Regions from separate parts of the Homo sapiens genome. Here all the other regions are linked to region 1. A link is a contact called in ENCODE Hi-C or POLR2A ChIA-PET data. All regions are on one chromosome and are shown on one strand. The core of a region is the stretch at or near the end of the contact, and the rest is flanking DNA. Distances in the headings are between cores, read along the strand shown.

Evidence for each region. Hi-C counts contacts between places; a loop is a spot of excess contacts on that map. ChIA-PET counts read pairs that join two places held with the same protein, here RNA polymerase II (POLR2A). Pooled maps may share reads with other maps.
Region 2: a pooled map shows a loop between it and region 1 (13-fold over the local background). The contact joins the promoter of LINC01922 here to the promoter of TSHZ1 in region 1. A Hi-C loop is called at or near these places in 1 of 50 pooled maps. POLR2A ChIA-PET finds 5 or more read pairs at or near these places in 2 of 52 experiments (PC-9 and activated CD4-positive, alpha-beta T cell).
Region 3: a loop to region 1 is called in a map of naive thymus-derived CD4-positive, alpha-beta T cell, with 7 times the contacts of the local background. The contact joins the enhancer-like site here to the promoter of TSHZ1 in region 1. A Hi-C loop is called at or near these places in 4 of 168 maps with a recorded cell type or tissue (CD4-positive, alpha-beta T cell, CD4-positive, alpha-beta memory T cell, CD8-positive, alpha-beta T cell and 1 more) and 8 of 50 pooled maps. POLR2A ChIA-PET finds 5 or more read pairs at or near these places in 5 of 52 experiments (T-cell, activated CD4-positive, alpha-beta T cell, activated naive CD4-positive, alpha-beta T cell and 1 more).

What each region holds. Positions count from the first base shown.
Region 1 is chr18:75,209,451-75,213,529 of GRCh38, reverse strand. TSHZ1 (teashirt zinc finger homeobox 1) reads right to left here and starts at 2,733. Exons shown (of 2, transcript NM_001308210.2): 1 at 1,614-2,733. The coding sequence starts at 1,653. RefSeq lists silencers at 1,420-1,739, 3,677-4,079 and enhancers at 2,622-2,916, 3,956-4,079.
Region 2 is chr18:74,407,960-74,411,675 of GRCh38, reverse strand. It overlaps LINC01922 (long intergenic non-protein coding RNA 1922), which reads right to left and starts at 2,228. Exons shown (of 2, transcript NR_131977.1): 1 at 2,145-2,228; 2 at 1-86.
Region 3 is chr18:74,367,323-74,371,140 of GRCh38, reverse strand. No RefSeq gene overlaps it. Among named protein-coding and RNA genes, the nearest start is that of LINC01922, 40 kb to the left of the region's middle. Within about 2 kb of position 2,105, at least 3 of the 41 ENCODE cell types and tissues checked have a DNase peak (open chromatin) inside an H3K27ac peak, as active enhancers do.

The DNA.
Region 1 (4,079 bases), core at 1,484-3,983:
TACAGGAGTAGTTTTCTGAACACAACTTTTTATTGTACATTCTGTCATTTAAAAAAAAATCCCTCTAACTGTGAAAATGTAAAGACCTCTTGTTTCTAGCATGAGCAAGTGGCGAATATCTTGAGACACTGAGCTATATTATTTGGGGGCTACCAGTGGCATAGATACTCTCTTTGAAAGGTTTCTTCCTCCATTACTCAAAGTTATTCCAAAATAAATATTCTCCATTCTGTTCCTTTTATGTTGTGAATACTCAGCATAAGGTAATCTCCTTCAACTCTTTGAGAGCATCTCTATCAGTGATCTAATGGAAATGATGAGGTTATTTTACTGAACCATTCATAAACGTAGATACTATTCCCAAATTTTTTTAGTAGCAGTAATCTCTGCTTTAAGTGCTTCCCCAGAAAAAGCACGTATAAAGACTTGAACACGTGCACATTACTGAATGTGATACTCAAACTTATTCAGATTCTATTCTGTACTGCAACAGCTAAAGAGTCGCTCATGTTTAAACATAAAACACTCCTTCTAATATTTTTACCCTAAGAGCTTGGAGAGAGTTGATTTACTCTATTATTTAGCGATAACTCACTGGCATATGGGTTGCATTCTCAGCCCCACAAACGCAATGTCCAAAACTGAGACAAGACTTGAGCAGGCAGCAGAATCACTGGGCTATTTTCAAACCTGTGCTCAAAAACGCACGGCAGCTGACCCACCCCAGGTTTAGCAATGGATTAGTAGGTGAGCTGAGTTAAGGGATGCTGCAGCTGTAAAACTTCTGAGACAAAATTAAAATGGAGCAGCAAAAGGGGGAGCGAGAGAGAAAAGTTGCCCTGATAGTGGCGGAGCTGTCAGGAGCATGTGTGTTTCCATGGTGAGTGATTTATTGATGTTTATCAGGAATGAATAGATCAAAGGCTGCCAGATGACAGGCGATCAATCACACATCAAATCAAGGATGGCAATCCTCTAATAAAACAGAAAACAAGGAAAACCAGCTCCTGCCAGTTCCTCCTCCAGAGAAAAATAACTTTTCTGTTCAATCAGAGTCTGCACTATCACTGCCTTGTGCTGGCCTGATCAAAAGACATCTTTAGAGGTAATAAAAAAAAAGTGGGGGCGGGGGGCCTCTTGCACAGGACATTAAAGGCTGCTGTTTTCCAGAGAAATCTTCTGAACACATTCTTTGCGTCCCAGCCTGGTGACCTTGTTTTCAAGTGTCAGGTTCAGCCTCCCCGCCTTTGGAGGACTTTTCCAGTGCGCTCCGGCAGCCAAGGAGCAACTACTTCCCCTCAGCGCACGCCCCCTCCTGAGGTAGCCAGAAGCACCCGCCGTCCCGCGGCCCCCGGCCTCCCCCGGCCATCCGGGCTTCCCGCAGCGCAGAGAAGCACCGCGAACTTTCTCTGCTCCACGCGCCGGCCCAGGTTGGGGGTGTGGGGGAGGACGGCGACCGCAGCCTCCAGACGACTGTGGCCAGCGCAGGCTGGGCCTCCCCTCCCCAGCTTGGGGCGGCCCGCGGCCCACGTCCCGCACCTCGGCCCGCGAAGCCCCCTCCTCCTGCTCCTCCCGGCGCCCACTCCCCGCGGCGCGGGCCGCGCGCCCGTTACCTGCCGAGCGCCGGGGGGCCTGCTGCTTCCTCCTCGGCATGCTGCTCGGCCGCCGCAGCCGTCGCCTCAGCCGCCGCCGGAGTTCGCGGGGCGCGGGGACGCGGGGCCCCGGGCGCGGGCGCAACTCCGCGGCGCGCCCAACTTTGGCCTCGTCCCCGCGGGCTCCGGGCTCCGGGCGCGCCGCGGACCGCGGGGAGCCGCTCGCATGGACCGCCGCGCCCGGGGCCGCTCAGGAGGCGGCGGCGGCGGCCGCGCGGCCCGCTTCCCGGCGCCGGGCTGCGGGCGGAGCGCGCGGGGCCTGGGCGCCGAGCCCGGAGTCATCCCCGGCGCGGGCCGCGGGCGCAGCAGCGGGCGCTCGGCGGGCCGGCCCGCGGCCCGCGCTCCATGCTGCCGCCTCCCCGCCGCCGCGCTGCTGCTGGGCGGGCGCTCCTCCCGGCGCGCCGCTCCGGGCGCTCCCCTGCGCCTTCTTCCGCGAGCCGAGAGTCGCCGAGCGCAACTTTCTCTCCCCCTCTCTCCTCGCTGTTTGGGGGTCGCGGCGAGTGTTTTTAGTGCGCGGGTCGCAGCTTTCTCATTGTGCGCCAGCGAGGCCGATGCAGGCTGTCCTTTTCCTCCCCGCACTTAGTCTAAGAGGAAGAAAGCAAACAAGACAGAGGAGTGAAGCCCCCGTACATACATGCGCCGGGGGGAGATGTCAGGCGCTGCTCCACCTTCCAAACAGTCACAGATCAAACAGTGTCACCCCGCCGGAGCGCCACTTGGTGCCCCGCGCTTCCACCCGGGGGGCTTGGCCGCCAGGATCGCCGCTTCTTCCAATGCGAAATCTAATGCAAACACATTTTGATCATGGATTTTTGGCCGGTCTTGATCTTCCAACAGAAAAAAATTTGAAAAATACACAAAAAGCACCCCCCCCTCCAAGAAAAAAAAAAGGCAACAACAACCCGGAGAGTGTGTGCAAAGGGGGTGAAGAGCAGACATTCACTGGGTGGGCGAGATGAGCGTGGACTGTCCCCCCCCCCCTCAAACTCCTGGGAGAGAGGGAGATGCACTCTCGCTCTCTCCTCTTTTCAGTGAAATATAACACACATTCGGATCGCAGAGCTTTCAGACAGTCTCAACTGATAGACAGACACATCGAGCTGCTTTTCCTGCTTCAGTTTTTACTCCTCCTCCTCTCGCCAACGTCACCCTGACAATTACAAATAGGTCTCTCACAAACCATACCTGTCAATCTTTTTAATTGCTTTGTTTTCTTTTTTTCGGAGCTAAACAATATGACAAAAAAAAGAAATCTTAATACAGCATAACATAAAAGATTGTACATTGGAGGAATTCATTCAGTGTTGTTATTGTAACCCACTGGCTGATACCGGGTAAAACCCATATGCTCTAAGTTAAGTAGACATTAGTTCCTGCAGATTTTTAAACCTGTTAGTTCCCCCCCAACACACACACATACACATACACACACTTGCACATTCATACACACGCAACCACGTGCATCCAAACTACCCTTGGGTGAAGCATGTCCTACATTTGGGGGGAAAAATATCTGTGTCGCTTTTGCAATCTCAGGTTGGGGGGTTAGATTTGGCTGGGGAGGAGCCCAGAGTAGCTTTTATATTTTGGTAATTCGTGGGTAACTGAAAAGCAAGATATTTTTAAAATTAAATTTTACAATTTAAATAAAAATGTAAAGATGGACTTAGTTCATCACAGAAAAGTGTGGAAATATTTAATTTGGCCCCTCTATAAAAAGTGAATTGACATTTGGTCCATGCACGCCAGTAGGGAGAAAACGGACACGATGGAACGACAGATCTTTCTAGCTGGGTTCGAAAATGAGGTCCTCACACAGCAGTGCAACGTCTCCAATTCAGTTAAGTCCCTCGGCATCCCCACGTAGAACTTTAAAATGTGTCTGTGCTCTGGGAATTTGGCCTTCTGGTTTTCTATATGTGTGTTCTCTCCCAATGGGAAACCTGTAACAGTCTTGTAGATCTACTTAAAACATTCATGGAAAAACATGAAATCTAGGCCAAAATAAATAAAATGGCTTAGTTCCTGCAACTTGCATGGGACAGACCGTGGACAGAAAGCACGCGCAAGGGGTTCCGGGGACAGGAAGCCACCAGCCTGGGGAGCGGGAGGCACTGGACATTTCCCCGCCCCGCGGTCGGTACGGGTGCGCGTGCGGCAGCGGCGGCAGGGGCTCCCCGCCCTGCCCGGGGTCCCCGGTCGTGCCCCGCCGCCCGGGCCGCGCTCGGGGTTGATTCGTACCACCTTGCAAGGAAGTGAACGCTTCGCACGGGAAGGGGAGGCGCCTGCGCCGGCCGCCGCGCAGCTCCGGGGACGCCCGGGGCTGCCGCCGGCTCGGGGCCGCAGACGACCGCGGGACGCGCGAGTCCCCCGTCCCCCCTTGCCCGCCGTCCCCCCCGCCACCCTTGCCCGAGAGGAGTCAAATCC
Region 2 (3,716 bases), core at 979-3,478, 800 kb after region 1:
GGGCCGAGTTTCAGTTTTGCAGGATGAAGAGAGTTCTGGAGATGGGCGGTGGTGAAGGTTGCACAATGGCATGAATGTATTCCATCCTGAAATGTACACTTAAAAATGGTTACAATGGTATATTTTATTTCAAATGTATTTTAGCACAAAATGGTAAATTTTAAAAAGGAACAAAAGCCATAACATATCTACTTCAAAAAGTTATGAGAATTAGAGACAACGTCTGTAAAGCATGAGCAAGGGGCAGCTGTCTGCTGTGTGGGCACCCAGGAGGGGCTAGGCACAAGGCTGGATCCTAAAAATGGAAGGAGAGGCAGAGATTACCCCTTCCACGGTCCAGGGAACCGCAACAGCTCTCAGACTCGAAGCGCCCACTGCTAGCACCAGGACATAACGTCCTTGGGTTTTCCTTTCAAGCTCAACTTGGTTATATTATGAATTGAGAATTCCAATTCTGCCCCCATAACCCCCATGGTGAACGGAGCTGATAGGGAGATCAACCGCTCACAGAGTGGCCCTGCTCCAAACACATAAATATGCTCCATAAAGTAACAAAATGTTTGGAAATTCAGATCCTCGCTTGAAATTCTCTAGCACCAGAATGAAGGCAACTCCAAGCCACAGCTGAGAACCAAGATGGGAACTCAGTGGACTGTGAAGCGCTCAGAGCTCTGCCTCCACCTGCCTGGAGGAAGGAGTTGAGCCCACAGCTGTCCTCTGTCCCCTGCCTCATGCCCCACACTCCACACAGAGCTGGGATTTGTCATTCATGAGGGAGCCAGGAGGATCGCCCCAACTGTGATCTGGGAGTTAGAAAAATCCACCCATCTGACGGGGGACACAGCTCAGAGGCATCCCCTCCACGCCAGGAGTGGAAAAAGCATTGGCAGAATCCTGGGCCAGTTGAAGGTGCGGGCTCTGAATTCACACTGCCTATAAGCTGAGAAAAGAACACAGGAAACTGGCCCAGAGATGAGGAAACCTGGGGGCTCTGCGGATGTCCCACGCCCCAGGGCAGGTGTGTGTCTACATATGGAACTAGCTCACACTGAAGCCAAGTATTACACATCACGTGGGGAACAAACTGCCTGGTGCCAGTGGCTGGATGTAGCAATGAGAATAAAGCACACCCTGGAAGGATCTGGAAGAGATGTCAACAAAACTGTGCTTGAAGTCTCAGGAGAGGGGATGAAAAAAGTACAGGCAAAATTAAAAAGGAACGAGTAGGAATTCTATTAAGAAATGCAGTTGTGATCATGAAAACTCAACTGATGCACTGCACAGTAAACCAGCCGCGACTGAAAGCATGTGCGAGTGGGAAGGCAGGTCTGCAGAAGCTACCAGGAACATGGGACAGGACGCGGCAGAGGGAACCGCAGGAGGGACACAGAACAGCATGGGACACGAAAGGAAAACTTCCAACACATGCCCAGAGGAAATGTAAACTGGCTTAGACATAATCGAACCCATAGAACTTCCTTCAGAGGGAAGGCATGCAGAGAATGGGAAAGACAAAGTATTTGAAAAAATAAAGGCTAAAAATTTTTAGAATTTTATATTTTTATTTTTTTGAGTCAGAGTCTCGTTCTGTCGCCCAGGCTGGAGTGCAGCAGTGCAATCTCAGCTCACTGCAACCTCCGCCTCTCTAGTTCAAGCAATTCTCCTGTCTCAGCCTCACAAGTAGCTGGGTTACAGGCCCCCCCACACCAAGCCCAGCTAATTTTTTTTTTTTTTTAAGCAGAGACGGGGTTTCGCCATGTTGGCCAGGCTGATCTGGAACTCCTGGCCTTAGGTGATCCACCTGCCTCGGCCTCTCAAAGTGCTGGGATTACAGGCTTCAGACACCATGCCTAGCCATGTTTTAAAATTTAAGAAAGACTTAAGTCTTCATGTCAAAAAGCATGTGAGGTCCGAATCAGGAAAAACAGAAGCAACCTCACACTTAGACTCATCATAACTATTAAATATCAAAGATAAACTTCAGAGAAAAATGGCACATCTCTTACCACGGAATGACAATTAGAGTAATACCAGATTTCTCATCGACAATACAGGCTGAGTATCCCTTACCCACAATGCTTGGCACCAGAATGGTTTCAGATCCTGACTTTTTTTGGATTTTGGAATATTTGCATTATACTTACGCATTGAGCAGGCGTGGTGGCGGGCACCTGTGGTCCCAGCTACTCAGGACGCTGAGGCAGGAGAATGGCGTGAACCCGGGAGGCAGAGCTTACAGTGAGCCGAGATCATGCCACTGCAACCCAGTCTGGGCGACAGAGCGAGACTCCGTCTCAAAAAAAAAAAAAAAGCCAAAATCCTCCAGTGAGGGTTTCTTTGAGCATCATGTCTGCACACATAAGTTTCAGGTTTTGGAGCATTTCAGATTCTTGGCTTAAAGATGCTCAACCTATATTAAACACCAGCAAATAACATTTTTTTTTAATGAGACAAAATAGCTTTCATCCTCGAATTGTGTACTCAGCTAGCTTATCCTTCAAGAGTGAGGGTGAAATAAAGACATTTGCAGTCTAAGATGTTTGCCAGGCCATGCCCTCTGTGAAAGAATGACCAACGGGTATATCCAAGAATGGGATTGGTTTCTGGGAGCAGTGAGTGAGAGAGGCACACAGGAAGAAAAGAAGTCAATAGCATAAGGTAGGAAACCTAGATAAGTTTTAGCTCTTAAAAATGACTGATTTAGGGAAACAAGAATGGAACTAAGATAATAAAAAATGATGTGGGAAGTAGGAGGGAATGTGGAGTGAAGACATTCTGAGGGAGTGGGTTTTTTTTTTCTTTTTTAAAGAAAATAATAGAAATTTTCATTAGCTTTAATTTTGAGTGAGAGGAAATGAATTCCAGAGTATTCAAGGGAGACCTATTCTCCAAAGGGAGGGAAAGACTTTTAGCTTAACTAGGAAAATCTAAGTAAACTAGACCACATTGGGAGAGAAGCCAAGCTGTCACCCATTATCAAAATTAAAATTCCATCCTTTTCACGGCTTGTATGTCTTCTGTTTCATCAAGAAATATGCAAATGGTTCTGACCACTTGGATGCCATTTTAGGGAAATGTGAGTTGTGTTTATTTAAGTTTAGCTAAGGAGATTGGCAATAGGAGTGCTCATACTCCCCAGGATTGTAGTGGAAAATTGGAAGATGGGTCGTGGGCTGCTTGCTAGATGCCATTTGAAGCTGGGAATCTGGCGGCGACTCACTAGGCGCCAATACCTGCCACCCAGGTGTAGGCAGGTGTTGTGACCATTGAGTAGGAAAGAGAGAAACAGGTGTGACATACACCTTATCAATAATCCTGGGTGGAATCAGTGTTGAATAATGAATCACATACAATAATTAATATATGCTAAATTGTCTTAAGCCTTTTTTTTAGCATGACAGCTTGGGAAGAAGCCCCAGAAACCAGAACCTCTGAACTGGAAAAGGCTGCTATTCCTGATGTCTTTTCATCCAGAGCAGTTTGATCCAGAGCTATCTGGACAGAATATTCTGGAATGTTGAGCCTGCCCATAGGGGCAGGTAAGTATGGGGTTAACATTTAGAGGTTTTAAGATTAGGTATGTGTGTTAAAATAGAAATCGAAACTGTAACTGTCTAACAAAGAGAGAAAGAGGAAAACTAAAGAAACCTTGATAAATTCAATTTTAAAAAAGGAAATGATGAAGAAAGGAGCCAAATACGAAGCAAAGCAAATAG
Region 3 (3,818 bases), core at 856-3,355, 840 kb after region 1:
GGCTCAAATGCCACTTCAATTTAAAGGTGGTTCTCCCTTCACTTTCACCTCTAGGGTCCAGAGAAACTTACACATATGCAAATCACACACAAACAAAAACAAACAAATGACAACTGGGGATGATCCAAATTCCTTCAATAGTGGACTAGATAAATTATGGTAGATTCATATGATGAGACTGTATATCTAAATGAAAATGGATAAACTACAACTAAGGCATTGACAGGGTTGAACCTCAAAACATAATGTTGAGAAAAAGAAAAAAGTCACAGAAAAACACATACAGTATTGAGTCCATTTAGATGACATTCCGATGTACTGTATAGAGATGGATACATCAGTGGTGAAACTCTAAAGAAAAGCAAGGGCGACCCCTGGAAGAGCTCTTAGGAAGCTTCTGAAGTTCCTGCGGGGGTCTGTCTCTCAGCCTGGGTGAGAGTGCAAGGTCTCTGTTTCATTATTATTCACTATTATTCTTTCAGTTGTACACATGACTGCATGAACTCTTTTGAATCCATTATATTCTTCACAATAAAATTTTTTTAAAAGAAACAAGGGGAAGATGGAAATATACCAAGTGACATAGTGGTATTTGCTCATAATCATTGTGTGAGTGGGAACAGCATAGCATCCTCATATTTCAGCTCCCTCCCTGACAAGTGAAGGCGCTGGGCTCACAAGGAGGAAGATCCCTTTCTGTTCTGTGTCCTGTGACTCAGTCAACCGCAGGCAGGCTTGACAGAATCTTGAGGGGACATCTGGGGCATCTCCATACTCTCCTTGCAGAATTACTATTTAATTAAAACCAGTTCAGGCAAGAGAGAACCAATCTGATTTGGAAACCCCACCCCTCCCTTTCCCCAGGAAGAAATTACACAGCCTGGTTATATCATCAGCTTTAAGTGTCTGAAAATTCTTTCTCTTGACTTACACAGATTTTCCACAATTTGGAGCCTCTCTCCAAACAATGTTACAACACATTCAAGGCTGGCAAAATTTTGGAGGACTAAATCTAAATGGAGCTGCCTGTCAAAATGTCACAGTTCCCATAAGACAATGGAAATCTATATTCTTTCCTAGACACGACAGGGCCAAGATGCTACAGATAGGGGAGGTGTGTGTGTGTACACAGGTCTGTGAAGAGGTGAGCAGCAAGGAGTGCTGGTTGATGTTCTCCTTGGCCAAATAAAGTTGTGAAGTTGATGGCAAATGCCATGTTCAGTGATCCCTGAAAGTAGAACCTGCCTGCTGTGTGTTAGTATTCCTATCCGGCAGGGAAACTCAAAACCATATGTTTCAATATAAATATTTTCTGATAATTTAGAGTAAGTATTCTGTTTCTCAGAGCCCCAGAATGGAACCGCACTTGAAATCAGGTTAACTAGAGCTAAATTTAATCATTGTGTGACCCGATTGACTATATGCAACCTGGGGTATTGAATATCCTCCTTTATGTTGTTTTTATTCTCAATTTCATCTACTTATTTCCTTAGGGACCACAGAGCAATAGTAGGCAGCAAAGTAATGAAATGTGGTAAATCTGGTTAAAGAGAAATTTAACTAAAAATACTTTCCTTTGTTTCATCTCCACAGCCTTGTACATAGTGTGGTTTACTTTGGTTTACAAAGTCCTAAAGTTCTTGGGAGGAAAATGGCTGAATTTATTGCTCTGGGAAATACCAAGCTTACTCAATTTTACAATATATAAAAGTTCTTTGTTTTATAGATAAGCCATAAAAATCTCAGTTGTAACCATTAGCTGTCATTTACACTGGGAGCCGTAGCAAGTTTACCACATTTCCTGGGGACCTTCTGAGGCGGTGGATCACATGGCCACGTGCGTCGGGGGCTCTGTCAGTCCCCCGGCTTCCCCGCCTGCAAAACAACTGCCTGGCTGGGGACTGGGGATTGGCAGGAAAATGTGTTACTGCTCGATGGACTTTGGATCCTTGATCACAATCTCTGAGGGCCAATCATCTCTGCTGATAACTGAGGAGTGTTTACGCTTGTTTCTCAAAAAGTTCTCAGTGCTGTAAACTAGGAAGATTTCAGGGCACTGGCCCAAGCCGATTAAGAGTGATTCCCGAGGACAACAGAGGAGAAGTGGGGAAGGCACTCCCTGACTATACAGCTAACTTCAGGAGCGGCTTTTCAAATAGATCAGCTCCAGGCACTGCCCTCAAAGCCTCGGTCACCCCTGAGTGAAGTGAGAAGTGAGTTTACATGGGAACAAGGAAGGACAGAAAAGACGGAGAGCTACTAATCTGAAGAAAGGTTTTCAAAGGAGTTGTATGTACATACAGCGGAGACTGCTGACACCCATGAAAATGACCATGTGAACGTGCCTTCTAGGTCCTTCCTTTAAATCACATTTTTCTGTTTGTTTCGTTTTTTGAGACGGAGTTTCACCCTTGTCACCCAGCCTGGAGTGCAGCGGCACGATCACCGCTCACTGAAACCTCCATCTCCCGGCTTCAAGCAATTTTCCTGCCTCAGCCTCTCAAGTAGCAGGGATTACAGGCACACATCACTATGCCCAGCCAATTTTTACATTAAAAAAATTTTTTTTTTAATTTTTTATTTTTTGAGATGGAGTCTCGCTCTGTCACCCAGGCTGGAGTGCAGTGGCGTGATCTCCGCTCACTGCAACCTCTGCCTCCTGTGTTCAAGTGATTCTCCTGCCTCAGCCTCCCAAGTAGCTGGGATTACAGGCGCCTGGCTAATGTTTGTATTTTTAGTAAAGATGGGGTTTCACGATGGCAGCCAGGCTGGTCTTGAACTCCTGACTCCTGACCTCAGGTGATCTGCCCACCTTGGCCTCCCAAAGTGCTGGGATTACAGGCGTGAGCCACCATGCCCGGCCTAGATCACGTGTTTTTAAACACTTCTTGAAAGTAGCGACATACTGTGTGGCTTAGCAGGGAGAATACCGCGCTAAGCATTGAAAGATCCGATTCTTGCTCTGTGTGTCACCGGCCTGCTGAACTGACCTCAGGCAGAGGTCACCTTGCCTCTCACAGCCTTGGCTTTCTTTCCAGGCTGCCAGGCATGGCAATACCACATGGCTCCTGCCACCCAGGACTGGCTCAGGAGGCCAGCACGGCCCAGAGAGAAGTAAAAGGGCAATTACAAAACCAAGAAAGTCCCGTGAAAGGGAAAAGACAGGGTACTGGGAAGGGGGCACCTAACCCTGACTCAGGTTGACCAGGCTCTTGTATGTTAGCAACACTGGGGGGAGTTAACTGGGGAAAGAAGCCCTGGCATTTTGTCATTTCCCAATCTTGAGATAACAGTTAGATCAGTGTTTCCCATGGAGTGGGTGGACTTGGTAAGAACACAGGTTTCCCCAGAGTTTCTGAGGAATCTGTTTTGGGTAGTAAGGCTTCAGAGCTTTGTTCTCCTCCTATGCAAAGTGAGGTGAGAGTGAGCCCAGTCTAATTTGCACAGTCTAATTTGCCAGACATTTTCTCATATTTTTCATATGACTGTTCTCAAGGGCTTACCTAGCCATTTTGCTTGCAAACCCTGGTTCTTGACCTTGTTCCTACACTGCACCACTGTGTTAGTTATCTATTGCCATGTAACAAATTAACCCCAACATCCAGTGGCCGAAAACAGCCGTGAATATTTATTCCTTGCTGTTTCTGTGGGCCAGGGATTTGATTGAGGCTTGGCTATGGGAACAGATGACACAGGCCACACGCAGAGGAAGGTGGGACTCCGTGGGAGCCATCCTGGAGGCCCGCAGTAACCCTGCTGTGATTAATAAGATGCTGGGTGGACTTGCCTCCCATCTATCCATGTTTCCCGTTTTCAAT